Linked DNA regions of Mus musculus: region 1 is linked to region 2. Evidence: chromatin loops called from intact Hi-C (ENCODE). Cell type or tissue: left cerebral cortex. All regions are shown on one strand. Links, peaks and the distances in the headings refer to the core of each region. The heading gives the core; the rest is flanking DNA.

Region 1 (7,578 bases), core at 931-5,930, 71 kb before region 2:
CAGGGCCTTGCCCATACTGGGCGAGTGTCCTACCACCAAGCCACAACTCCCTTCTGATGGCATTTCTTTTTAAAGTACTTTGGGCTTTTGCCTTGAGATAAAGCCCTAAAGACTCTAGAGTCATATGGATAGGTGATGTTTGAACTGGTACCTCGTCTTGTCTCATTGGTGCGGATGAATAAGACTGGATTAAGTCAGGTATAATAGCTCACACATGTAATTCAAGCATCCACGAGGTAGAGACAGGAGGCCAACCTGAGCTGTTAGTGAATTCTAGGTGAGTCTGGGCTTCGGTGTGAAACAAAACAAAATAGAAAAAGAAAAGATTTACATGGGAGAGGCCCAGGAAACAAATGCATGTATATCTTGTTTGGTTTGGTTTTCTGTTTTGTATTTTGTTTGGTTTGGTTTTGGTTTTATTTTTTTTTCCATGTTAGGATTCAAAGCTAGGGCTTGTGCCAGCTAGCCAGGTCCTATAGCTACATATAGTAGCTGTTTCATTCACTTATGCCCCATCCCCACTCCCCCCACCCCCTTGCTCCCCCATCCCTGCTCCAAGGAAAATGGAGTCACCATTTCAATTTGGTTTCTGGTTCTCTTTAAAGGACATGAGAATAATGAATTGAAGTGGTCTTTGGTGCTCACCATACAGCTGTAAGCTCAGGATTGAAGGCCCAGTCTCTGTCGAGGATAAATGGTCAGGTGTCAGCACCGTGAGGCAGTGGGCTGACCCACAAGGCCAGGCCTTGTGCTATATACTGTGTTAGTTCCAGTTGGATCCCTACGGTGACCCGCTGGGGACTTAGGGTGGATGTGACCAGGGGATTTCACAGCTGAGTAACCCCATCTCTGAAAGCCTGGGTTTGTGTGTGAGAACCCTCGGAGTGTGTCCTCACAGTGTGTGGGCCCCGAGTCTGACTGGGTCAGAGGTCACATGGGTGGGGTGCTATTGAGGCCCTGCAGAGAAAGCCTTTCTGTGTGGGCTTGGCCAGTTTGCTTCTTGGCACTGGCCAGCCTTCTGGCTTCAGAAATGATAGGAACATTGATTGATGCTTTGCTGTCAAGCACTTGAGTCAACAGGGGTGGGGATGGGATGGGGGTGGGGGTGAGGGTCAGATAGGGGGTAGGGGTATGGGTGGGGTTGGTATGGGGTAGGGGTTGGGGTTGGGGGTGGAGTGAGGGTGGGGATGGTTGTGGGGGTGGTGGAAGCAGCCCAGTGAGCTGAGTGGCAGAGCTCAGTGGGTAACTTTCCTCAGGGAAACTTTGCTGGTGGGAACTGTTCGTGTGGGCTCTGGCTCTGGCTGCAGCTGTGTTCTGTGGTGCATTGTGGGAGAGGCTATCTCCCGTGGCATGGTCCCGTGCTGTGTAGAGCGGGCCCCTTTTCAATCAGAGCCGAAGCCTGAACTCTCTCGCAGTCGGTTCTGATAGAGCAACACGGTTCTCCATGCACAGCCCAGAAGCCAGGGTCTGAAGTGGAGGAATGCGGCAGGGCCCAGGGCACCGGCCCGGACAGGGCAGGTCCTCTGCTTTGGAATGGAGTCCAGACATGCAGGGCTTTGGATGACTTCGCAGGAAGGAATGAAAGGTGCAGTGTTTTGCCCAGCAACCAAAGCAATTGGGGAAATAATCATAGGTGCTTGTGGAGGGGAAAAGAGACTTGTGTTTTCCAGGATGTGTGGTCTCCACAGTGGTTCTCCGTGGGGGTGGGAGGACTGTGAAGAGCCACTTCCACCCTCCATTGTGTCTAGACATAAAAGGTCATCAGAGGATAGGACGCTTGGTGACCTGCAGACCACAGGGAGGGGAAGGAGGTTGCCTGAACTTACCTTGGGAGATTTTCAGTTTCATACGAAGTACGTTTTGCAGATGGCTCACCTTCACCGGCAGCTTGTACACTTGCCCTTGGCAAGTGCTCTTTCTAAAATTAGTGTGTGTGTGCGTGTGTGTGTTTCCCTCTCCCCACTTACCCACCCAACTTTGTATTTCCTGTCTCTCAAAACAGAAAAAGAAAATCAAAACAAATGAGAAACAAAACCACAACAACAACAACAAAAAGCCAAAAAAAAAAAAAAAAAAAGAAAAAAAGAAATATAAAGGTCAAACAGACAAAACCCCTGTGTTGACCAATCACTCCCGACCATGGAGCTCACTCTGCAGTGCGGTTGGTGTGTCCCAGTGACACTGCACTAGGGGGAAAAGCCTTATTTTTCCCATTGCCAACAGCTACCCATTGCAAGTAGCTTCTTGGTTAGGGGCAGGACCCTGTGTCTATTTCTTCATCTCAGTACTGGGACCCCGTGGGGCTTGAACCTGTGCGGGTCTCTGAGATCACGTGTGCACCGATCTTGCTGAGTCTGAATGACTGGCAGACGGTTGGAGTAGTATCTGTGTAGAGTCAAAGAAACTGAAAGTCAGGCTGGGCGTTGAGCACATCTGTCTGTCTTTTTGCAGGACAGCATTGGCCCTGTAGTGGAGAGGTGCAGGCAGGAAGGCCCATTGTGAGCTGGTTGATCACAGTCTCTGGTCAGGTGTGGGTAGTGCTGGCTTGTGGTCAGTCAGCTTCGGGGAGATGGGAAATCGAAACCAACAGCTTTGCTCATGGATTCGGACCTGGGTCTAAGAGAAAGAAGAGAACTGGAGATACCCTCCATGGTTTGTTCTGTTCTTTATGGAGAGAAGCCCGTTAGGAAGAACAGTTGCCTGCCTCCCTGAAACATGGAGTGGGCAGAGGGTCACGGTATTAGGCAGTCTTAGGCACATAGCTGGCCTGAAGCTGCAGGTTTGTAGGATCACTCTGTGCTTCCAAAAGGTAGAAGGATGACAGGGTGCAGAGAGTGCGGCCTCCAGAGATCTACCCAAGAGAGGCAGGTGGGAGGGAGATACATGGGGCCTGTTGATGCATGGAGGTAGCCTCTGATAACCAGGTTAGGCCCAGGTTGCTGAAGGATGCAGGGTCAGTGTCTGAGAGTCAGCAGCTGGTTTGTGGAGCAAGGTCCTTTGTCCCAAGGATCCCATGTGAGAGTCCCCATGCGTTTCCTCCTCATGGGCAGAAGGGGCAGAGGAGGGGGTACCCCGAGCTCTTTGTGCAGTGATACTTGCTTATGGATGGTGGTGCAGATCCTTAGCAGTGCCACTAGAGGGGACACGTTCTTCAGGGGTGCAGGGATAGGCGTCTTACCACTAACCTGTGTAATGCCATCTTTCTCCTAACTTTGCCCCCAGTTGAACTGTAGGGGGTGGGGCGGGAACAGGATGGTGTTAATTCATAATGGGATCCCTGCTAACGGCCACCAGAGAGGAGAGCATTTCTCAGGCTACCCACAAGTCTCAGTTCACCCAAACAAACAGGATGGACATTACTACGCAGCCATCGTGACAGTCATTCATGGCCTCACACTGTCCAGCTAGGGTCTGAAGCTCAGTCACTCATGGCCTCTAACACGTGATGGTACTTCTGTCAGGAGTTACACAGACATCTTGGGATGCTACTGTCCCTTGGCCAGCCCCCCTCCCAGATCCCAGGAGGAACTTGCTCCTATACCATTCATGGGTCCCTTTGTTCTAAATGGCCCACCATGCCGTGAACAGGAACTCCAGGTTGACTACTTCCGAGTTCCAGCCGCCAGGCACCATCATCCCCCTAGATCTCCAGCCTTCTCAGTGTGGCAATCTCCTTCCCACCATGCTGGGCAGCTCCCTTCTTGGTTCCCATCTTGGGCAGCGCTGCCTACCTGTACTCGTCGTCTCTCCTTCCATTAAGGAAGTCTTACTGGTCTGGTGGACCGGATGCTGTCCTCCAGCCAGATATGAGGTCTCCAAGCATTTGGCCACCAGGACACCCTCTCCTCCTTGCTGGCTCCTTAGTACATAAGTGCAGGCATAGAACCACAGCTCCGGATATTTTCAGGAGTTTGAAGAATTGTATGTGTGGGATCACTGTGCATTCCCATGGTCAGCAGCAACCGAGGGAGCTCTTTCTCTCCTCTGGTCCCTTCCGGCCCTCACTAGCCTGTTGGGATGGTTTGCTTTGAATCCGGCTTGTTCCCTGCTGAGGTAATGAACTTCTTATTTCTGTTCTGTACCTCCTTGGACTAGTCCAGCAAGTCTAAGTTCTAGGCTTACATGGCTGTTCTTACAGGCCACGGGCAACCAAGGGCTGGCATACTCTTCTAAGGGACCCTCAAGAATGCCAGGGAAAGGCTTGTCTGCAGAGGCTGCCCAAGAAGCCTTCATGGGCATAGGCTGTCCGTTTAGATGGCCAGAGCCCGTCTGGCGACTGCTACCCTCTGAATGACGAATTCTGCCGTTTTGTTTTGTTTTGTATTTTTTTTTTAACATAATGACCAGTCTCCTGAACAACACTAGCAAAGGCATTGCCCAGTCAACATGCAGTTAGAGCTGCACAGATGTTTAGATAACAGTATACAGTTTGTGTTTTGTTTAGATGACATGAGTCTTTGAGACATTGTTGGTTTGTGTCAATTGTGGTCACAATTTGGGCATACACCAGGGCATCCCAGACCGCCAGGCTGGCTCCAAGGAAAAGTACTGTTTAACGGTAAAGCACCGTCCTGGTATGCTGATCTCCAAGTGCAGTGGGACCTAGCCTGCATGCCTCCCCCTTTTGACTTGTACCTCTGTCAGGGGGCCTCGGGGACCGTGTGCAGAATGCACACTGCTGAATTCATCGAGGGACACAATGCAGGCCAGACAGCAGCTCGGATGGTGCTGGCAGAGCTTTCTCCTCTGCCCTCTTGCATGTCGGTTCTTGCGAGGGCAGTAAGGCCTAGGATGCTGAGCTGGTCTGTTTGGAGTCTTAGTGCTCCATACAGTGACGTGCCTTACTGAGCCCTAAAAAAGATATTCAGGAGCCACCCCTGGGAGCTGGACTAGGATATCCTGGGAGCACAATGGATGCAGACACCCGAGGCAGGCTTGGGGGCCTCTGCACAGGGCATAAACCGCAGCAGTGAAGACACAAGCTGGCATGGTACCTTGCTGGTGCATAGGTCACATTCGTCAGTGGTTTCCTTCTGTGCAGTGGGGCTACCTCCTCAGGCTTACAGATGACCAGGCCCACCAGCTGTGCCCTTGTAGCCATGGACCCAGCTTTGGCTGGCCAGAGCCACCTTAACCGTCACTGCTTCTCACCGGTGGCCTCTTCGATGCCGCCTTCACCTGGAACATGTCCAGAGTTGTGTCTCATCAGCCTATGAATAGGGCCTTGTTCTTAGGAATTACTTAACACCATATTTCATGTCAGGGAGTCCAGGTGAGTTCCTTCCTGAGAATGCATAGCCATTGTCTCAGGCTGAGAGCAGAGAAAGATACACACACACACACACACACACACACACACACACACACACACAGACTTGGGGGGGGGGGCTCGGAGCGGGGAGGGACCAAGACAGTGAAAGTATACCCAGGAGCAGTTTGCAGGACAAGAACATTCTGGAAAGGATTGTGCAGGAAAACACCTGGCCATGCAGACGAGCAGCAGTGGCGGCAGCGGTGGTGTTGGCCGGGTTGGTTGGCAGTGCTGCCTATGTATGAGGTTAGGGGGCTGTGCCAGCCTGGTAATTGAGCAATGCTGACAGTGGGGGCTGTGGGCAGTGCTGGCTGAAAGACAGCTGCTTCTCTACCTGAGCAGTTCCAGGCGGTTTGATCCAGTTGTTGAGATGAGCACTTGCTGACAGCCGGGGACTGGCTGTTTCCCAGTAGCACTGGTCATACCAGCAGGAAGGTGGGAGCCATTTGGACTCTGCTTATACGTGTTTCACGTATTCATAAAGCCCACACAGCAGGAATGGCTGCAAGTGTGAGTATTTGGGCTCAGGATGCAGCCCTACATGCAGTGCCCCTGTAGGTGTGTGCCCGCTCCCAGACACACTCCAGACAGGGAAATGACATTCTGCCTGCTTTCGGGAAGGGTGTTTGCCACCTGCCATTGGTTACCTCACAGACCAGTAAGTAGAGTGAGCACAGAGATGCACAGGACCCATGTAGGGTGGCTTTGCCTTTACAGCCCCCAGACTCTGGTGCCCACTCTGGATTCTAGCTGGCCTCTGCTCCTTACTCGTGCTGACATCACAGCATCAGCCTGGGGTTACCTCCGGATACTTTCAGTGGTACCCAGGAGCTATGGTCCTTTGGTCCCACTCTTTCTGGACTGTATAGTTTAAAGTACTTACTGATTGCTCTCATCTGTTCCTCAAGGGTAGGAGGCTTGCGGTAGACATGTCTTGGGGCTGGGTTCGTGTTCACAGAATGCCGCTCATCTATGTTCATTCTTTCAAAGGACCAACTGAGTCCTCAGTAATCTAGACCAGCTTTGGCTCCAGGAATAAAGGCAAGGTGAGGTCACGGGAGCTCAGGGAGGCGAGTGCTCCTCATTCCAGCTGCCGTGTGTCCCTTCTGGGAAGGTTGGTGTGATCATTGACAGCACCCCCTGTCCCAATGAGTCTCCTCTGGTGCCTAGGGTCATCTCACAGCTGTGTGCTTTGCTTCCTGTGGCTCCCCCTACCCCCACCAACTCCTTTGTTCTTTCTGTTGAAACCCTTGGGTGTCCAGCAAGTATCGGGCAGGGCGATAGGTGCTCAGAACATCTGTCACAGATGTTGCTTAGCAAGGCAGCAGTGTGTTTGCATGCATGTGTGCGTGTGCATGTGTGTGTGTCCATCCTGCCAAGGTGCCTCTCAGTGAGGTGTGCACTTGTTCTTGCCACCTGCATGGGGTGTCTCACCCCACAGTGCTCAGATAGATTCTGTCATCTCTCATGGGTTCCAGGCAAGCACCTGCTATACCAAGGTCTCAGTACATGTCAGGTCTCGATGGACGGTATCGCCAGACTCTCTCGACCCGCCAACTTCCAGTAATGACACAGAGACTTATATTTATTTGTAAATGCTTAGGCCTTCCTTATAGCTTAGGCTTGTTCGAAACCAGCTCATACAACTTAGCAACCGGTTTATACTAGTTCATGTTTGCCGTGTGTCCCGTGGCCTTTCATTTGGCCCTCATGCAACTGGCTTTCTCCGTGCACGGCTGCCGGATCTCGTGCCTCTCAGTTTCCCCACAGTTCCATTCTCTGCCCAGATGTTCTGCTCTCAGTCTCCTGTCCTGCTATAGGCCGGTGGGCTTTTTTATTAAACCAATCAGAAGGTGACAGAGAAGAATGTTTACAAACTATGCCGCAGGTGCTGAGCAATTAGAATAACAATACCAGAGTTCAGACAGTACCTGCTCTCTGCTGATATCAACACTTGAGTCATACAAAGACAGCCTTCACACAGTGCAGGAGAAGATTATCCCCGACCCTTCACACACAGTGCAGAAGAAAATTCTCCCAGCAGAAAGGCAAAGGGCCTCTGGACTCTTATCTACCCTATGTGCTGGACCTTTGGGCTCTACCCCAAACACTTGCCCTCGCTGTAACCCTGGGTGGGCCTTGTGGGTCCTCAAGTGATAGCGTCTTCATCTGAAGTAATAGGACCTAGTCTTCGAGCTGAGGTGCAGTTATACACACTATCAACTGTAAGACAGTCAAAGCTGGCTGAGGCTTACCACATGTCTGAT
Region 2 (7,578 bases), core at 1,734-6,733:
GACTCCCTAGGGCAGTGCAGTTTGCAGAAGCTGAGGCTCTGCCTGTAGCAGGATGTTTCTACCCGGGCAGAGGAGCAGACAGCTGTGCTAAGTTTCCTGGGCAGACCCAGGTTCAAAACATCCTCCCCAGGATGGCAGTGAGATAGCGTCACTCACGCCCAGGCTGAGCCTCAACTGAAGATCCTAATGCCTCAGCCCTAGTGCTGGGCTACCCCGGCGTCTGTTTTTTCTGATTCATGTATGAGCGGCTTCTCTGTGTTCCCAAGGCCCAGCCTGCCAGCTAGCCACAGGAGAGGCAGGAGGAGACCTGTGCAAGCATCTCCTCCCGTAGTTTCCTGGTAACTTCGGTTACTCTTACATCCACCTGTGAGTCACTGCTGTTGTAAGAACCTCCCTTCAAGCACAGAGCGAGCCCTACCAAGTCACAGGTACCATGGCAACTTCCTGGGATTTTTGTTACAGCTCTTGCCGGCACCAGTGACATCATTCAAGTTCCTAGAAAGTCCCAAGAACCTACGTAGACATGCTCCACAGGGCAGATCTGACGACTAGCAGTCCTCACCTCGTTGGTTCTGTGTCTAAACTAGCCCAGCTGAGTGTCACAGGATGCTCATCTAAGTCAGGGGCTGCTTTGTTGGTGATGGGAAACGCCCACCACATCCAGCACAGCACACTGGAGCCCAGCGGAACCCCAGCTGCCCTGTTTCATCAGGATGAAATCTTGCTTAAAGAAATATCCAAGAGCCAGAGTAGTGATTTGTTAGTTTTATACTGAGACATAGTAACACTATCTTAAGATGTTTTTCCCCAAATGGCAACATTATATCCTCCTCCTCCTCTTCCTCCTCTTCCTCACCATCATCACTGTTATTCATATTACTATAGTAAACTAAAACCAAAAGTGCTAGGGGATGCTCTCTGCAGCCTTCCTCTGAAAGCAACCAAGATAAGGTAGCATTCCCTGCCTGCTTTATTATGCCACACGCTGTAGAGAGGCTCAGTGCTGGAGATTTCCAAGGCTCAGCGAGTAGAGCATTCAGATCCAAGTACCAGTCCCCTCTGTGCAATATTTTAGCCCCAAAATAACTAGACACATTTATAGAGAGAAGCAAAACCTGCTTTTCTGGGAAAACGAGATTCATGCTGTTCCTGTTTTGTGGGCAGCCACAGCTGAGATGTGGGTGCAGCCCGGGATCTCAACCCGTGTTCACCCAGCTGGGGCGGGGGTGCTGCTGCTGGGGGGAGCCAGCTGCCTTCCTGCACAGACTGTGAGCCTACGGCTAAGCCTGGGTCGTGCAGGGTGGGGAGCACTGGGAGCCATTAGGGAGGAGGCCCTGAGGGCGAGGCATCCTCACAGCTGCTGCAGGGCTGAACAGGAAGGCTCATAGGCCAGGGCATCCTGGGTCTGGGGTCTCTAACCTGGCAGCCTGGGTCAGAATGCCTCCCAAAGGACAGGTCTGCCTCCTGCCAAGCATGAGGGCGGTTCCTATGCTGACTGTCACGTAGGGAGGAACTCTATTCTCTACATGTTATTTCTGTGAGTGTGTGTGTGTGTGTGTGTGTGCACGTGCAGGTGCTCACAAAGGCCAAAAAGGGTGTTAGACCCTCTGCAGCTGAAGTTACGGGCCCCTGTGAGCAACCAAACTTGGGAGCTTAGGAGGCAAACTTTGGTTGTCTGCAAGAGTGGTATGTGATCTTAATCCTTGAGCGTCTCTCCAGCCCCTTGCCATCTTTTCTCTTTCCCAGCTGCGTGTTAGCTTTCCTTCTTACCTTTGAGTGTGTGTGTGTGTGTGTGTGTGTGTGTGTGTTTAAAAATCTAATCTCAAAAAACTAATACCAGTCTAAAGCAATCTAAGTTTATGAACAGGCTGGTGTTCTGGGGTTCCAGTAGATGCTAACTTCCCAGCTGTTTTCCTAGAGCCATGGGGCACAGTTATGGCATCATTACTGGAGAAGCTTAACTGAAGGCTGCTTTCCTTGCTCTTGAGTTTCCACCATTTATGGTGCTTTTTACTAGACTCAGGTGGATAGAAGAAAAGGGATAAAGGGACAGACAGGATGAACAGCCAGGACAAGAATACAGCAACCCCGAAGTAGTCTTCAGCCACGGTCATCCTGTGACAGTTAACAGAGCAGCACCGGCCAGGGCTCCACCCATCCATCCCCGCATCCCTGTGACCTCTGAGGCATGCTCAGAAACTGTTTCGCAGGGAGGGAAGGAACAGGCCCTGGGCCTGTGTCCCTGCTTTCAAACAGGACACCAGACTTAGGGGATCCATGCCCAGGATCACAGAGCTGAACCAATGCTGCCCTGGTCCTTCATCCAGCACCAGTACATACTGCTGTGTACCTGCCAAGTACCATGTACCGTAGAGCAGACCCTGGCATTGTGCCCAGCCACGGGACAGTGTCGGGTGCTGTGGAGCTCTGGTGACTCCATTCTGCCCAGCCCTCAGCAGGCATGGTAAAGCCATGCCCAGGTCAGAACTGGCCTTGTAATGTCCAATCACTGTATCTGCCCTGAGTCTGTGTATATGGTTATGGTTGCAAAAAGCAAACCATAGGGCCTTGTCACCACTTCCATAAAGATAAGCAGAGTTCACAAGGAAGGCATGGGAAGGGATACAGAGAGTGTCATAGTGATGTGACTCCAGGAGGAACTGTAGTCCTCAGGTTGAAGTGTGGACCAAGTGATGACCAAGTGAGAGGGCAGAGCGGGTCTGACAGGGCCAGGAGGACCCCACAGTAGCAGGAACCTAGATCTCTCAGCCCAGTGTATGGGATCCAGGGCAAGAGGTCTGGGCTTCCTCCCAGCTTCCTGGTCTGCAGGCAGAGATGGGAACAGCCAAGTCTGCTGGAGCTAGCGCCTTGGTCCTTAAGGCCCTGATGCAGACGTCACATCGCCCACTTTCCATGTGATATTGAGCATCCAGAGACCCTAGATACCGACCAGGTGTTATGAAATGTGCTTTCTTGGAAGATGACCCTGCCACTCCATCAAGTGCTTGAGAAGGTTGCTGGGGACTGGAGACCCTGGAGCTGCAGCTGGCCACATGTGCTTCCGGGGAAGGCTGGGTAGGTGTGTGACATGGAGAGGAAGGAGGGACCCGCTGTTTGATCCTCCGGTTTCTTGCTCTGCTTTCTCAAGCCTCCCTGAAAGTCCTGTGACTCAGCTTCCGCAGGTTCCCTGGGGCAGTCACTGTTCCACCCTGAACTCAAATGACGGGCAGCCCTGATCAAGATTTGTGCCCCCAAATGCGCAGAGGACCATCTATCCCTGCAGACAGTTCTGCACCCTCCGAGAGCACAGGACAACGGGTGGGAAGGGAAGGCTCCTTCAGTTCAGCACTTACAGAAACCCGGTAATGCAAGGCAAACTGTCCTGCCTTGACCTCCACAGAGTAACTGCAATGAGGAAGTGATGCTAATTTCCAGAGCTGGGCAGGTATGAGCTTAGCTGTGTCATGAGAACAGTACACAGAGCAGTCTGACCCTCCGCTGACCCCACGTCCCTTGCTTGGACCAGGCATGAGATTCAGAGCCACCTCTTTCTCCAGTCCCTGGCACTGGATCACAGCCCCCCCCCTGCACCCCCACCAAGGCACCCCAGCTGCCTCAGGGGCAGGGTCCTGGGCAGGGGACGTGCATTCCTTGTGTCTGGATTACAAGCTCTACGTGGAAGGTCCCTGCTTCTTTGTGACCTGAGTTCAATCGCAGTGATCTACCCAATGTGCTAAGGCCAGAGTTACGCAGGAAGCAGAGGTGTCTGTCGATCCAGACTTCCTCCTCCAGTGATGCCTGACTGTGCAGGGTGTGTGTGGGTGGACGGGTGTGCATCTCAGAACCCTGAAGACCATGCCAGCACCGAGACTAGTGGGCAGCAGCCTTCTTCAGCATCCCAGGAAGTGTCCCTGTACCCAGCCTGAGCTCCAGAGTGAAGCAGACAGCCCCTGTGGGGGTGGCAGTGCCGGCCACAGAGTCCATTCTCCGTGCGAAGGCATCTAGGAAGACTGTCCCCAGGGCCGTCCAGTGAACATCAGACAGACCGTGCACAACATGAACCCACAGAGAGGAGTCTGGGGGCCAGGCCAGTGCTAGCGTCTCAGGGCACATAGAGGAAGCTGTGTGTTGGCATGGCAACAGCGTAAGTGAACACACAAAGAGGACTCAGGGGCCCGCCTCCTCCTCTGCCCACACAGAGTTGACTGTTATTACCTGAGATGCTGGGGTTGGGCTGAGTGGGTGTTGTCGGGTTGGACGGAGGAGAATTTGCTAAGCTATAGTCTTGAATACAGAATCCCTAAGGAATCTGGGACAACACTGGCAGATTAAAAAAATCAAACAAAACATCAACAACAACAAGAAAACCTAAAATTCAGCAAGGTCGGAGGTTACAAGATCAATATCCAAAAATCAATCTAGTTTGTGTGTGCCAGCATCAAGCAGCCTGAAAAACAGGCCGAGGAGACAAGGTTGGGAGACATCCCCATACAGCTCCTAACCTGGGTTCTGCCACCACAGACAAGCAAAGCCACTCCTACCCTGGAATCTTCCATTGAAATGAGATACAGTTAATGCAGGCTGTAGCTTAGCTCAGCCCAGCTCTTCTGGGAGCATCTGTGTGGGTGTGGGTTACTGCAACCTTGGCAAGCCTGTTGCCTCTGCGATTGATGGGTCATGTGCTGCGCACCCTTGTTCTCTTAGGACACAGAGCTATGTCTGTCCCCGTCTCTCCCCTCACCCCCACCCCTGAGCATTTTAAGTTGTTGAGATTTAGAGAGGCAAGATTGATGCTGACTGTGAATTACTTGACTTTCTGTGGTGCTGTTACGCCGCACCTTGGCTTGGCTTTGGCCTCTACACCCCCTCTGGTCTCAAGATGACCGTATAGCTGAGGTGTGCCAGCAAGGCCTTGTGCGGTAACGATGCCGTGAGGGTGCCCATTGGGGAATGAGTGCCCTGTGGGCAGGGCTGCTTGCTTCAGGCAGGGCTCAAGGGAAGCAACCCTAGGACTGTTACGTCTGAGGGAGAGCGGCAGGCTTTATCTGGATTGGAGAGAAGGACCTCCTCCCAGGTACCCACGGCTGTGCTGCTCAGTGGGCTGGGTCTCCTTAGGGATCTAAGCCAGCAGCCATTCGCCCTGTAGCCCCTTTCATGTTGTGTTGAGTTTGTTCTCTCAGCTTGTGAAGGTACCATGATAAAAGGCAAGTAGCGTTGGGTTCTGTGAGTGACTTGCCTGCTCGGGGAAGCCTCAAGAGCGTTGTGCCCACGGGTGCTATTCTGTGGCTGTGAACGGAGGCCACTGCTCTGACAGTCACGGGTTTGATCTCTACCCAGACCCCATGATCCCCAGGAGTGACTCAGCCTAGCCCCGCCGTGTGGCATCTTTGCCCTCAGCACTGTTGTAGACTCTGGCTGTACCCCTCGATACCCTGTGTGACCTCATTTCCTCCATTCCCCCAGAATCAGCTGGAGGCCCACCAAGATGAAGGGATGGTCATCTCCCACATGGCTGTGGCTGGCGTTGGCATCTGGATTGCCTTCACCTCGGGGTCCACCCTCCGCCTCTTCCACACAGAGACCTTGAAGCACCTGCAGGATGTCAACATTGATGCCCCTGTGCATAGCATGCTGCCAGGTACTGCCCCCAGGAAGGCAGGGTTCTAATGTCCTTGTCCCTCATACAGCCTGCAACCGGGTCCCTCAGAAGGAAGGGGAAAGGGCAGCAGATGTTCAAGGGACATCAGCTGCTAAGGCACACATAGCCAATGTGGACCATAGCCCCTGGGTGTTCACATGTGCCCTGTGTGTATAGGCGCACAGCTACTGTGTGTAGTACTTGGCATGGCTTCATGTGTGAGCATGTATATGAACATGTAGCCTGTAAAGACAGGTATACATCCTGTCTACAAATATAATGAAGACTGCATTAATGGCCACAGTGGACCACATAGTGGCACCAGAGGCAAGACCGGGAAAAATAAATCGTCCTAAATATATCCATGGCCAATAGGAATCACTGAAAACTTTGAACAGGGAGAGGAGAGAGGCCATGCCAGGGTGGATTTGGGGAGGATGGTCTTGTAGGGAGAGGCTCAAGTGCATCTTGCTGGCCCTTTGTCCACAGGGTTCTGCCTAACAGGCTGCAGGGGGAGCGTGGGAGAAAGATGGGAACAGTGAGCACAGTAATGGGCGGAGTTAGAAAGTAAGTGATGGGCGTGGGGGCGTGGCCACTTGTCAACTCATGTGTTGGATAGCGTTTGCTAAGCCATTCCAGGCGCCTTGGAAAAGCATAACAACAACTCAGGGGTCATGATGCCGACATGAGGAGTGATGGGGAGGCAGAGAGGCAAGACAGGTGCCAACTGATAAGATCTGCTGAGACCTGAGGACACAAGGCATCTAGGGCTGCTGACCAGCATTTCCCTGTGGGATTGGCCGCTGACCGTTTTTTTTTTTTTTTTTTAGATAATTGTAGGCTATTTTATTTCGTTAGGAATATGGAGGGTTTTTTTTTTAAATACATGTTATTTTTAGAAAACAAAAGTGATTCAGCATCAAGGCTGCCCCCCGCCCCCAGCATGCTTCTGTGGATCATCTGGACAGGTGTTTGCTGTTGGCATCTGTCCTCGCCCTTAGACAGAAACCGTGTCAGAGTCACCAGCCGCCAGCACATGCTTGCATCCGGCCAGAGAATGCCCTGCACTCTCTATTGACATGGGAAGGGACAGGAGTTAGATTGTTCTGGGGCCCAGATCCTGACTCTGGTGCCCTGTGGCCTCCAGGGAAGCAGCTGTGGTTGCCATGGTTCCTGGAATCCTGAGAACCAACCACAGGAATGTGTGGGGTCACACAGTGCCTCCATCTGAGGGCAGGGGAAGGGGTGGGTGGGTGAGGGTGGGGGCTGCCTTGTGTTCATCTGCCTGCAGTTTCTGTCAGAGACTGGGAGAAGGAGGCATTGGCCAGTGAGTGAAGTGTGTGTGTGTGTGTGTGTGTGTGTGTGTGTGTGTGTGTGAGTGTGTGTGTGTTTATGAAAATAATCCTCGTACATGATACAGTGCAATGGAACAGCAAGACCATCAGGTGAACAGTGAGGCAGCTGTGAGGCTCTCCATCTTGCCGACCCTCTGTTAACTGGTGTTTCCCATGACCTCGGTGTGTACCTAATTTAAAAAAAATGACCTGTGGGCTGCTCTCCTCTGTCCGGCTTCCGAGCAGATCCACTGGCAATCCTTGCTACTGACTCAGGCCAGCAGGGTGCGTACGAACGTGCGAGGGCACACTTGCCCACTTCCTCTCCCCTGCCTGGTACTGACCCGGTGTGGGTACAGGCTCCTCCCTCCCAGGCAGGCAGCCAGTGCTGACTGGGAAACACTGACTAACCGGCCGGCTCGGGTGTGCAGTGTTCTGTCTGTAGCTGAGGTGCACTGCAGGGCACTCTTGTGTTTCTTTCCGCTCGCCTGTAGCCATGGCTGCCCCTCCTCAGCCTCCTGCTCTGCTTCCAGTTGGCCAAGCATTGACTGTTCCCAACCTTCCCTACAAAGCCTGGCCCTCCTTGGCACCACCAGATTCATGGGA

What was found. Peaks named below come from ENCODE experiments on the same cell type or tissue, not always from the same donor. Only the 100,000 strongest peaks of a DNase experiment are listed, where the experiment ranks them.
Region 1: a loop joins it to region 2, with 9 times the contacts of the local background. A loop is called at or near these places in 2 of 42 quality-filtered maps.

What each region holds. Positions count from the first base shown.
Region 1 is chr8:14,915,881-14,923,458 of GRCm38, forward strand. All of the region lies in intron 1 of Arhgef10 (Rho guanine nucleotide exchange factor (GEF) 10), which reads left to right. Among named protein-coding and RNA genes, the nearest start is that of Arhgef10, 8.0 kb to the left of the region's middle. In left cerebral cortex, for the core only: a CTCF peak has its summit at 3,128; no DNase peak of the experiment used is centred there; H3K27ac peaks cover 170 bases.
Region 2 is chr8:14,985,597-14,993,174 of GRCm38, forward strand. Arhgef10 (Rho guanine nucleotide exchange factor (GEF) 10) reads left to right here. Exons shown (of 29, transcript NM_172751.3): 27 at 5,464-5,638. Among named protein-coding and RNA genes, the nearest start is that of Gm35149, 7.2 kb to the right of the region's middle. In left cerebral cortex, for the core only: no CTCF peak of the experiment used is centred there; DNase peaks (open chromatin) are centred at 3,902, 4,116, 4,604 and 6,229; H3K27ac peaks cover 3,648 bases.